2 separate regions of the Homo sapiens genome follow, and region 1 is linked to region 2. A link is a loop called in an ENCODE intact Hi-C map of the cell type or tissue named here. Cell type or tissue: IMR-90. All regions are shown on one strand. Links, peaks and the distances in the headings refer to the core of each region. The heading gives the core; the rest is flanking DNA.

Evidence for each region. Peaks named below come from ENCODE experiments on the same cell type or tissue, not always from the same donor. Only the 100,000 strongest peaks of a DNase experiment are listed, where the experiment ranks them.
Region 1: it touches region 2 in a loop (2.4-fold over the local background); 3 of 110 quality-filtered maps call a loop at or near these places.

The regions. Positions count from the first base shown.
Region 1 is chr4:182,556,883-182,562,645 of GRCh38, forward strand. The region is part of intron 3 of TENM3 (teneurin transmembrane protein 3); the gene reads left to right. Among named protein-coding and RNA genes, the nearest start is that of TENM3, 320 kb to the left of the region's middle. RefSeq lists an enhancer at 3,361-4,214. In IMR-90, for the core only: a CTCF peak has its summit at 3,560; a DNase peak (open chromatin) is centred at 3,539; H3K4me3 peaks cover 307 bases; H3K27ac peaks cover 372 bases.
Region 2 is chr4:182,479,857-182,485,619 of GRCh38, forward strand. The region is part of intron 3 of TENM3 (teneurin transmembrane protein 3); the gene reads left to right. Among named protein-coding and RNA genes, the nearest start is that of TENM3, 240 kb to the left of the region's middle. In IMR-90, for the core only: no CTCF peak of the experiment used is centred there; no DNase peak of the experiment used is centred there.

The sequences.
Region 1 (5,763 bases), core at 2,000-4,499, 78 kb after region 2:
GGATTCCCTAGAAGACAGGCAAGGGAAGGCAAGAGGGATGTGCATTAGGTTACCCTAGAGGCAGTATTCATCTAATCAAGAGTTCATTCATTCCTGCAGCCAGTTTTTAAAATCATACATCTAATGTGTACTGAAAACCAGTTGCTAAATATGGTTACCAGACATTTTCTTCTTCTACAAGATTGTCCTAGGTTCTGTATTTGTTTTTTTGTGGAGCTTTTTTCGGAGAACTTTAAAACAAAATTATAAAATCTCATGTAAAATCAAAATTAAATGACTTTTTCTATTCAACATTGTATCTAATTATTACCTGTTTATAAACCAATCCTGTTCATAGGGTCAGAGCAAACTGCGGCTTTCAAAAGGATATTAATGGTTAGTGCATTTGTTAACTGGGACCCTATTTATTGTTCCTGTCCAACTCAGATCACTCGTGTGTGTGAACTAAGTACTCTGAGCTTCATTAGAATCGTAATTGTCTGTAAGTAAACTGTGATGTACTTGAATTTCTACAATTGTGCTTATTTTTCACATTTTGTTCAAATAAACCAGGGCTCAGCTCTTAACATTTTCAAATACTTGTTTCATTTTAAAAAAGGACAGGGGCCTTATTTGAGCTAACAGATGAGCCCTCATTTCTACGGAACCCTAAGCAAGATCCTATCAATCCATGTGCTAATGGTCTTTTTTATTGATGAATTTGGCCCTTGCTCTGTTGATTGAATCTACATATAGTCTCTAGCCAGTGATGCTTAAATAGAAGCCACAGGGTACAACATTTTGGAGTTGAAGTTCAGACCACACAGTCTCCCTTTCTGCATCCCACAGATTCTCATCTGTGCTCTCTCCCCCAGCCTCCAGCTGCTGCACTGTCACCAGCCCAGCTGAGATTCAGAATCACTTCTGGTGTGGTTCTGTCCCTCAGGTACCCTTTATGTGCCTCAGAAACACTTTTACCTAGATGTCTCTCTACCATTCATACATGTTTACAGTGATTTCCTTCTGAGTAAATATATAGAACTATCAAAATGTCTAACCTGCCCGTTACTCAGTTGCAGTCCTAGTTTACTTCCCGCTTGATCTGATTGATTCCGTTTCTTTGGAGTATTAGAAAGAGAGAGAACTTGCCCGATACCTTCTGCTTTCATCTACGGCTACGATCCGATTTCCTTCCCTTGAATGCATGAAGGAAGGGTTTAAATGGCATCTGAGGTAATCGTGAGTTTCTGGGTTACTTTGCAGTGGTTTGCCCTCGATGGAGTGCACAAGAGGAAAGAATGGGAATAGCCCTGCCCTGCCAGTGCGTGCCTGTAGCGAAAACGCTTGGAAAACAAGTGATGCACTCCTAATGAATTGTGCTTTTGGTTCTTTGAATGTGCACAGCATCTCCATCAGGTTTTTACAGCTGGACTCTAGCTGTAATTGCTACTGGGATGAGATGCACAACATGGGGTGTTGAAGCTAAGAATTTGTAGTGTTTTAGTGGCCAAAAATACATGGCATGGTAGGAGCATCAGGCCTCATGAAATTCACACTTGTATATCTTCATGTTCCTCACCCGTTTCTGACATGCCGCTGATTTGCCAACAGGCTACTCTAGATGAAGGGGATAAAAATGGCAAAGCTGAAAGATGTTGTTTCTTAAAAGATACTGTGTATCAGTGGAGTAAGAGGAAGTAGATTGGGGATATAAATGCATAAAAAGGCCTCTGTAGTCATTCTTCAGTGAAGACAATTGGTATTAATCTCATCAATGCAACAAAACAAAAAAGATAACAATTTTAATCTTATTATAGCACAAAATGGCATGCATTAAAGTATTTCTCCTAATGTAAACAATAATTCTATATTTCTGTAGCATCAGCTCTCAGATCCCTTGTCCTGATTTGTCATTAGATATAAATCAGTTTTTATGCTTCTTCCAGAGAAGCTTTAAAGCCTAATGTTTCCTTATTGGAGATGTTATAATTCCAAAGAGGGTAAAATTGATAGTTTCACAGAGAAAAGTATCCTATCCAAAATTATGATGTAAAAGAATAATCCAAATGCCCATGCTGATCCACCCTTATGGTTATTTAAGGTATAATCAGTGAGGCTTGGAATTTAATGCAATTCCATTGGCATCATAATTTTCCAGGGTGTCAGCTGTGACCACTGAGTTCCCAACCCAGTTAAATTATTCTTTCACATTATTCTTTGCATTTTCTGTTTTCTTCTTTCTTTCTTTTCTCTTTATTCCTCGGGATTTTTTTTTTTTTTTTTTTTTTTTGAAAATCAATCCCTGTTGTGTCCATCCAACCAAAATATTTTATAGCGCTTACGTTAACTGACATTTTAAAAGCAGTTTATGTTGTAGATATTAATTAATCCTGAGAACAGTACAATGCTCAGGAGAGAATTATTTGAATTAAATTTGTCAAAAGTGGTATAATGCAAAGATTGCCCTAACACTGCTGAAAGGAGTAATTTTCGTTGTTTCCATAGAAATGAGGAGTTCCTTATTCTTTGGTCCTTACTCAGATCATACTACTTTTGTTTAATTACAATGAAATAGTAACCACTAATCAAAAGATTCTTTGTTCTATTTAGAATTCAAACTTTTGTTCTCCTGAACATATTTACCTGCCTTTCTAGGATTACTTTCTAATGGCAAAACCAGAAAATGGCAACATGAGAGCTGAATTGAGAAGAAAAATGCTTACCTTATGCAAGCACCCTGTAATAAACTTTGAGATTTTCTATTGATTTTTTTAATGCCCAGCGTTTGTTGTATTCTTTTTATAACATTTTTTCATTCCACGGTCATTTTAAGCTTTATTTCATTCACAGTTTCTTTACACCTCTTGCTTTTATTGAAATTTAATTTGAGAAATGGATAATTAAGAATCCTTCTACATTCTATAGAGAGTAACTAGCCCCATGGTTAATGGGTACAAATAAATAGAATGAATAAGATCTAGTATTTGATTGCATAACAGAGTGACTGTAGTCAATAATAATTTAATTGTACATTTTAAAATAATTGAATATAATTGGATTGTTTATAACACAAAGAATAAATGCTTCAGATGATGGATAACCCATTTACCCTGATGTGATTTATTACACATTGTATCCCTGTATCAAAATATCTTCTCATGTACCCCACAAATATATAGACCTATTATGTACCTATAAAAATTAAAAATTAAAAAAAGGTTTTTTTTTTTTTTTAAAAAAAGAGTAACTATCCCCACAACAGTACATCACAATCACACACACACACCCTGAATCCTGGCAGCATTGCAGTACACAGGAATACGTTACTTGAATTGAAACTGCAAAAGTAGTTTAATGCAAACACACACCCCCACATAAATACACTTTTATTTATTAAAAGACAAGGAAACTAAAAAACTGAAGTATGAAGGCCAATTGGAATAATAATGTGTGTTTTACAATTTTTTCTCAAATTTCCTCTTTAACATTAACTCGAGAGTAGATTCCATTCCCAAGGTGATTCAGCCATTCAATATTTCAAAACTTTCGTTATTCCCTCGAGCTCAGTGCCCCCTCTACTGCTTCTCCTACAAACAGTGATTTCCCAGTAATGCCAGCAGAAGCAACAGTGAAGCTAATGCAGTCACTCTGCTAGGGAAGAGAAGTTTTCAAGAGAGGCAAAGGCACAGTTTCCCTTTTTCTTTCCTACCAGTTAATGCCCTCAGTGGGTGGTCATGCCTGCTCTGTTCTTGAACAAAGGACTTCCTTCTCAGGAGCAGCAGGAATAAAACCGACAAGTATCACATCTGTTTCATGCTGCTTCTCCAGTTCCCATGGGATAGCACCACGTCTATAGCAGCAGTTCTGATGGTGCCACAGGGAAACAAGGCAGTAGGACATCATAAATGAACAGATCCTGCTTGAATGAAAGAGAAGGGGAAAAGAAAATACTAAATAACAATATAATGAACAGTGGAGAAGTAAAAGGGCAAAGATACAACTCCTCAGAGAAGACAAATGTTTTAGAGATAGTCTCTATTTGGTGTAAGGTCTGAGTGTTGACATATGTACGTATTTTAGAAGTAGTGTAGGATAGAGTACATCCATTCCTCTCCGTTCATGGCCAGAGAACTGGTCCTGCGTGAAGAATGCACGGTTTAATTTGAGGAACATTTCCAACGGGTCTTAAATTCTGGCCTTTGCTGTTACTGTCTACAAATGGGAAGAAAAGTGGTAGGCAAATTTAAAAACCAAAGAGGATTTAATAATTATAATTAATAATTGAAAAAAAGACAAACTAAGACTCAAAACATTGATGGGAATTTATAAAATTGGATTGGATGATGTTTGTAGAGCTCTGTAAATTTATTAAAAATTGTATTTATGAATTCAAAATTTAAAATTATAAATATATAAATATGTAAATAAAAATGATTTTAAAAATTAACTGATAATAGCTCTTTACAATTTTTAAAATCCCTCCGAATATAGAATAGCATAGGAAAATGCTCATGTTAGTGATACAAGGAAGATAGCAAAGCAGAACTATGCAGTACAATCTTGATTTTGATGATATTTGTATATTAAAAAAAAAAGGAAAGAAACAAACCAAATTTTCCCTGGGTAATGGATTATGGATAGTTTTAGTTTTTCTCTTTTCCCAGTGTTTTTTAGATTTCTGTAGTTTTGTTTTTTCTAAATGTTTGCACTGAAAGTGTAATATTTTATGATGAAAACATACAAAAATTTTAATGGGAAGACTTTTTGTCAGTACCTGCCAGAATTGTTTATATGGATAAACAATTTCAGTTTTTCATTTCTCTGAATGGATCCTGTAGAATTCTATAGAATAGTTATGTAAGGGATTATTTAAGTATTACATGGATATTAAAAACAACCTAAATGCCCATCAAAAGGGAATTCATGCTGTGTCATAATACTATTCAGTTGTTATAAAAGAATGAACCTTCACAAGTATATATTATGTTGGTGAAAAAGTAATTGCTGTTTTTGCCATTAAAAATAATAGCAAAACTGCAATTACTTTTGCACCAACCTATATAAGACATATTGTGCATATATGTATATAAACAATACTGTGTATATCCAGATAGATAGATAGACAGATAGATAGATAGATAGATAGATAGATAGATAGATAGATAGATAGATACACACCCTAACTTGAAAAAAATACCTATGTTCTATTGTGGAGTAGATAAAGCAATTTGTCAAACTTAATATAAAGATAGATTGCATTTTCACAAAATGTATGTGAGAGTAAGATTGTCTAGGCAACCTTAGGCTGTATAAGAAACATAAACATCTATTCTTTTAAGTGAACTAAGTTTTAATTTTGAGCCACTATTCCAACCAGTGGTAGAAACTCATTAAGTAGACACAGTCAAATCAGAGTTTCTTATTAACTTATCCCATCCTAGGAATGAGATTATGAAAGTGTCACGGGATGGTGAGTGCCATATGCTGAATTGTGTCCTCTCAAATTTATATGTTGAAGTCCTACCCACAATTATTTTTTAGGACTTCTATCCTCCACAACTGTGAGAAATAGTTCTGTTGTTCCAGCCGCTGTTGCCTCATGTGTCCACACTCATCACAAGACCCTTTCTGAACTCTGTTCTTCTCTTAGTCATTTCCGTGCCATTTTTCACTCAAGAAAATGTATGGCTGCCCTACCGTGACACCCTGGGCATAGTGGGGGTTGGGGTTGGAGCAGGCTGCCACTTTGAGGCTGTCTCAGTTTCATCTGACTGAACACCCTGC
Region 2 (5,763 bases), core at 1,426-3,925:
AGAACCTTTTTTATGATATTGATATTCTGTAAAAACAAATAAACGGATGGAATTATAAAGTCTTTTTCCCTGAAGTGTTGCCTGCACGTTTAGAAAATAAATGTATTTAGAAAAGACAAAAGTAAAGAATAGTTATTTTTTTTCACATAATCTATTAATATATTGTATTCTTCCTTGGGTATGATGGATAGCAACAGGAAGTATTTGATTATAGTTTCAAAAATTGTATCAACAGTATTCTGTTTTGAGAATTACGATCTATATTATTGTAGAATTTTAAAAGTGGTTTTCCAGATATCACATTTTTAATCTCTCTGAGCTGTGTGGAAGATTCACTTATTTTGGTCATGCTAAGCTTCCTTAGTGAAATTGGCACTAAAAATAAAACCAATAATAATAATTTAACAAGTAAAATCTTGAGTGGAGTCTAGAATTTTACAGTAATTTAGCAAGATATCTTAAGTTTCACTCTCCCAGTCTTTCAAACTGAAGCCTTTTGCAAATATAGCTGCTGGAGGCTCTTGGTATCGTTAATTGTTTGCTAAAATATCCTAGAAACACAGCAGGCCAGTTTTCTAATGATGTTTTTCAAAATCACAATTTCCTTTTGCCAAAGTGTGAAAGAATTGTTTTTGAAATACAGTTTTTAAGTTTGCTTGTAGGCCTTAAGTAACTAATATATTAACACATTTGCTTTAAATTCATATATATGCATATATATTTAATTTTAAAAAGTGTCTTCGTAAAGATGAAAAGTTAAAATTTGGTTCTAATTCTATTTGGAACTCTGTATCTTTGAAAACAGTACTATTTAATGAACAATTGGTTGTATCATTTTAATTTTTCTTTTTTTTGAAAAATCAAAGCATATAGATATTTTATGAAATTTTCTTAGGCTTCTTGTATTTTAACTCTGAATTTATGTGGTGGATCTCTAGACACAATATGAATTTTCTGTCAATGACTAAAATATGGTTTTATTATGTCAAATCTGAACTGACATATTTTTAGGCAATTGTTTCAGGGAACAGAGAATTGGGTATTTGATTTTGAGATATACGGAGTCATTTTATTGAGTTTGAAAGGCACAAGTAGTTGAGAGAGTTTCCTTTTTTTCTGTTAAATACTAGTCTATTTGAAGAGTCGTTTTCTTTTCTTTCTTTCTTTCTTTTTTAATATAATCCTCTTATCTATTGCTTGGGGTTAGAAGTTGAGAAATTGCATTTTGCCAAAGTGAATAATTGAGAATTTGTAACACAGACTCTGAAAAATAATTCAGAGAGAGGCCAAGAGAGTTTCTATAACAAGTCGTAAATATATTTTTTAAAGAAACAGACTGAAAAACTAATTTCTAAATCAAGATTTAAATGTAACAATAAACAAGGAGTTAAAGAGAAAGTCCAGATATAAACCTAAAAGTTAAATCGCTTTTCTTTATCTTGAACTTTGTGACAATAAAGAAGACACCTCATTTTCTCTTTTACTTTACCTTGACTTTTCTGAAATTCTTATGAAATAAGTATAGCTCCTGTTAGTTATCTGTTTTAAACAATCTTTTGTGCTTAAAGATTCATTATTCAGTAGGGTAAATCCTCACCTTTACACTTACGTTGAGATTTTTTTAAAATTATTTTTCTACTTTAAAATATGATTATAGGCCGGGCACGGTGGCTCACACCTGTAATCCCAGCACTTTGGGAGGCCGAAGCAGACGGATTGCCTGAGCTCAGGCGTTCACGACCGGCCTGAGCAACACGGTGAAACCCCGTCTCTACTAAAATACACAAAATTAGCCAGGCATGGCTGTGTGCACCTGTAGTCCCAGCTACTGGGAAGGCTGAGGCAGGAGAATTGTTTGAGCCCAGGAGGCAAGGGTTTCAGTGAGCCGAGATGGTGCCACTGCACTGCAGCCTGGGCAACAGAGTGAGACTCTTGTCTCAAAAATCAATCACTCACTCAATACAATAAAATACAATACAATTATAATTTACTTCTAACAATAACTTAATGATTTTTTGCTTTATATCAAAATTTAAGAAGTGATATTTTCTTTGTTACTTTCTTTCATTTCTGGTTATTGTAATGGAAGGCAAAATATGACATACCAAAGAAGTAAATTTCTCTAGACAGTGCACAACACTGAAGTAAATGCAGATACTGTATCTTAATTGAGTATATTTAAATGCAATGTTAATTAAACTTATACTTCAGTTTTTACCTATGAACCTAAAACAAAAGCCACCAATTATACATTGAATTTTATTAAATATTGTATCTATAACTTATAAAAATAATGTAAATTCAGTGATTTTCATTGAGACATGCTGACCTAGAATCACTCACTGAAAAATAGGTTTTGAAGGGTAACTCTTATTTTACTATAAATACGTTTGGCTTAATTACAATAATGCTTTTCAATTTATGGTTCCTTTTCTTTCAAAATAAGGATAAAGTAAACCTAGTTATTAATATGCTTATATCTATATTGTAGATTTTTTGTATGTTCCTATGAACATAATACATACATTGATTTTATTTGCCTTTTAATAACATGGGCAGAATGTAATGTGGAAGGTACCACCACTAATTGTGATTTTAAAAAAATTACCCTTCAGTGTAATCCTGCAACTATTATTGTGGAATATATCAATATGATTAAATTTTGGCATTGCAGAACAGAATCTTCACTGCACTGTAGGTTAGAATACAAGAAAAATTGAAAATAAAATGAGAAAATTTCTTTCTTAACCTTTTGCAATTTTAGTATAATTTTGCTAACCTGTGAAAATGTCTACACATAGGCATTGTCTTGTACATGGCAAGACAGCATTGTCTCTGACACACCTGCATTATTTGAGATGTATGCATTCATGTCAGTTCTTTTCAGAAACAGTAGGTAGGTATTACACAGGAATATGGTCTATTTTTATGGCCTTCTCCCATAAGATGCCTTCTTTGTAACATATCACAGTGTACTTAAAAGAGGTCATTAAAATTAAAAAGATCCAAGGAAGCAGTTACGAGTGTAGACCTTCAATATATGAATTAATTTTGGATTTCAGATTCCTTTTAGATTTGTTTTAGCTCTCTACATGTCATATACTTAAAGTTTTCATTGAAATTAAGAATATTACCCAAATTTTCATATTGCTTTAGGAATATTTACAGGAAAAGAAAAAGAACATGTTTGTTCTTCAGCTATTTTTTTCTTTACGGAGCATATCATCACCACAATTTCATATTCAAGCTTTAAAGCAGAACTCATTAATGCATGTTTCATATGCGTTGCCAAAAATACAAAATTGTTTTCTTGCTTTATCTAGTGCTGAGATTTTTAGCTGGACTAACAACATTGTGTTTGTCTCTATGGCACATTATCAACGTGTCTCTGTAGCAGAAATAGTAGATGGTTGGAATAAATAGTAGACGTGCACTGGTGTGTGTTTATGTTTATGTAACAGTACCATTTTCCAGAGCTATCATTTAATACCAGCACTTTATGCCATATTGAAGGACAGTTGCAAGCCAATGACTTGATGCTAGTTTGTAGTCACATAGTTAATGTAAGAGCCTAAAGGATCAAGCAACTCAGCTTCTCAAATATTAGGGTCATTTGATACCAGTTCTCCTAGATGTGATTTAACCATTGTTTCTAGAAATTAGAAATGGAACTACTATACTAATAACAAAAGGAGCAATGTGTGATCCCATATATCTCAACAATGAGGTATGTCTAGGAAGGTATAGCAATATAACAAGATTGTCAGTATATCCATTAGTATGTCTGTGTATTAGTCTGTTCTCACATTGCTATAAAAAAACTACCTGATACTGGTAGTTTTTCTTTATAAAGAAAAGGGGTTTCATTGGCTCACAGTTCCACAGGCTGTACAGGAAGTATGGCTGGGGAGGCCTCAAGAGACTTAGAATCATGGTAGGAGGCAAAGAGGAATGAGGCATGTCTTACATAGCCAGAGCAGGAGGAAGAGAGTGAAGGGAGAAGTGCTACCCATTCTTAACCAGATCTCGCGAGAACTCACTCACTATCACAAGAACGACAAGGAAGTCCTCCCCCATGAGCCAGTCACCTCCCACTAGGCTTCTCCTCCAGCACTCAGGGTTACAATTCTGCATGAGATCTGTGTGGGGACACAAACCCGAACCACATCGGCCTGTTACTTTCATGAGAGCGGGACTCATGCTTTCTTACTATCAAGTTATTTCTAGCATTTATGACAATGACTAGACACCCACACAGTAGCAAATAAGTGATGATAGCAGCAAACATCAAGTGCCAGGTACTGTTCTAAGTACTCTGCATAGATGAGTGTATTTAATCCTTACACCAATCCGATAAAATAGGTACTATTTTTACCACCCATTTTACAAGAAATGAGGTGAAAAAGAGATGAAGTAACTGGCCTGAGGTCATGCAGCTAGTCAGTTGTGGAGCTAGGATTTGAACCCAGGCAGTGTGGCTTAACACTTAATGCTCCGAATCATTACCATACTTCTCATGTGTATAGAGTGCACTATTACCAATCAATTTTATAGGCTCTGTTTCCTTGTTTTCCCTTTCACAGCTGACAGAACAGTGGTAATACTTTACCTTATTTGTTCCATGTGGTTATTTTTAATACATGGGGAAAACGAGAAAGTTTTAGAAGTTGGTTGATATGAATTACCCTTTGAATACGATTAATTTTGAATGATTGTGTGCCTACCTATGAGAATTGTTTGTTAAAATTTTGTATGTCAGGAAAGATTCAGGAATATTAATATTAAATAAATTAATGATAAAGAAAAGCTGTCGTGTTATTTCTGAACTGGAGTACCCATTTCAAAATGTATTAAAAGTTATGCAAATTGGTCCTTCTTAGAGTTACTGATAATTGTGTGATTTACTGTTAATGATCATGAAAGCTACTTGAGTTGATACTATGTCTGAATTAATTTATTTATGGAATTATAAGACAAAATTAACTTGTTAAAAAATTCAGTACAGTAGATAATGCAAATATTATCATTTAATATACACTACTAAATTAATAGTTCTCTAATGGCCACAGATACTCCGTGTTTTAAGCCATGTTAGACATTTTATGATGTTTCATTTTAACTTAGAAAGATACATAGTACCTTTATTATAAATCTGTTTTTCATAGTTTATTAATAATTCAAAAACTTTCAAGAAGACATTTTATCTTATACCTCCTATAAATAAAGGTATACCATGTTCCTTGCAGGCACTGAAAAATTGTGGTATGGTATATAAATCAGTATTTTCTGGTAATGGATGTGCAAATGGCTTTCACAGCCCTGTCCTCGTTTGTATTTTTAGGAGTGACATAAGTGTATATATAACATTTTCCCCTTCATTACAAATGCATCAGCAAAACTGCTGATACTGGAGTTGTAAGAGTATTAACTGGTTAATTTTAAAAGAGTGACAGAGATCCCTTTGTCTAATGGCAACTTTATGGAAATGAACATTTCAGATGACTTCACAAATTTTTTTTTCAGACTCCAAAACAAAGGATATTATATATCAATTTATCATCCTCATCCAGTAACATGCAATTATACCCAATTTCAATCCTGACCAAGCAATCAATAAATTTAACCAAGTAACTATAAATACATTTGTCTCACATACTGTATGTGACACATATATGCATACATACAGTATGTTTATAAATACATACTGGAGTCTCACTAAATTTTTCAATATTTGATACTTTGCTTTAGAGGTAAATAGTGAAC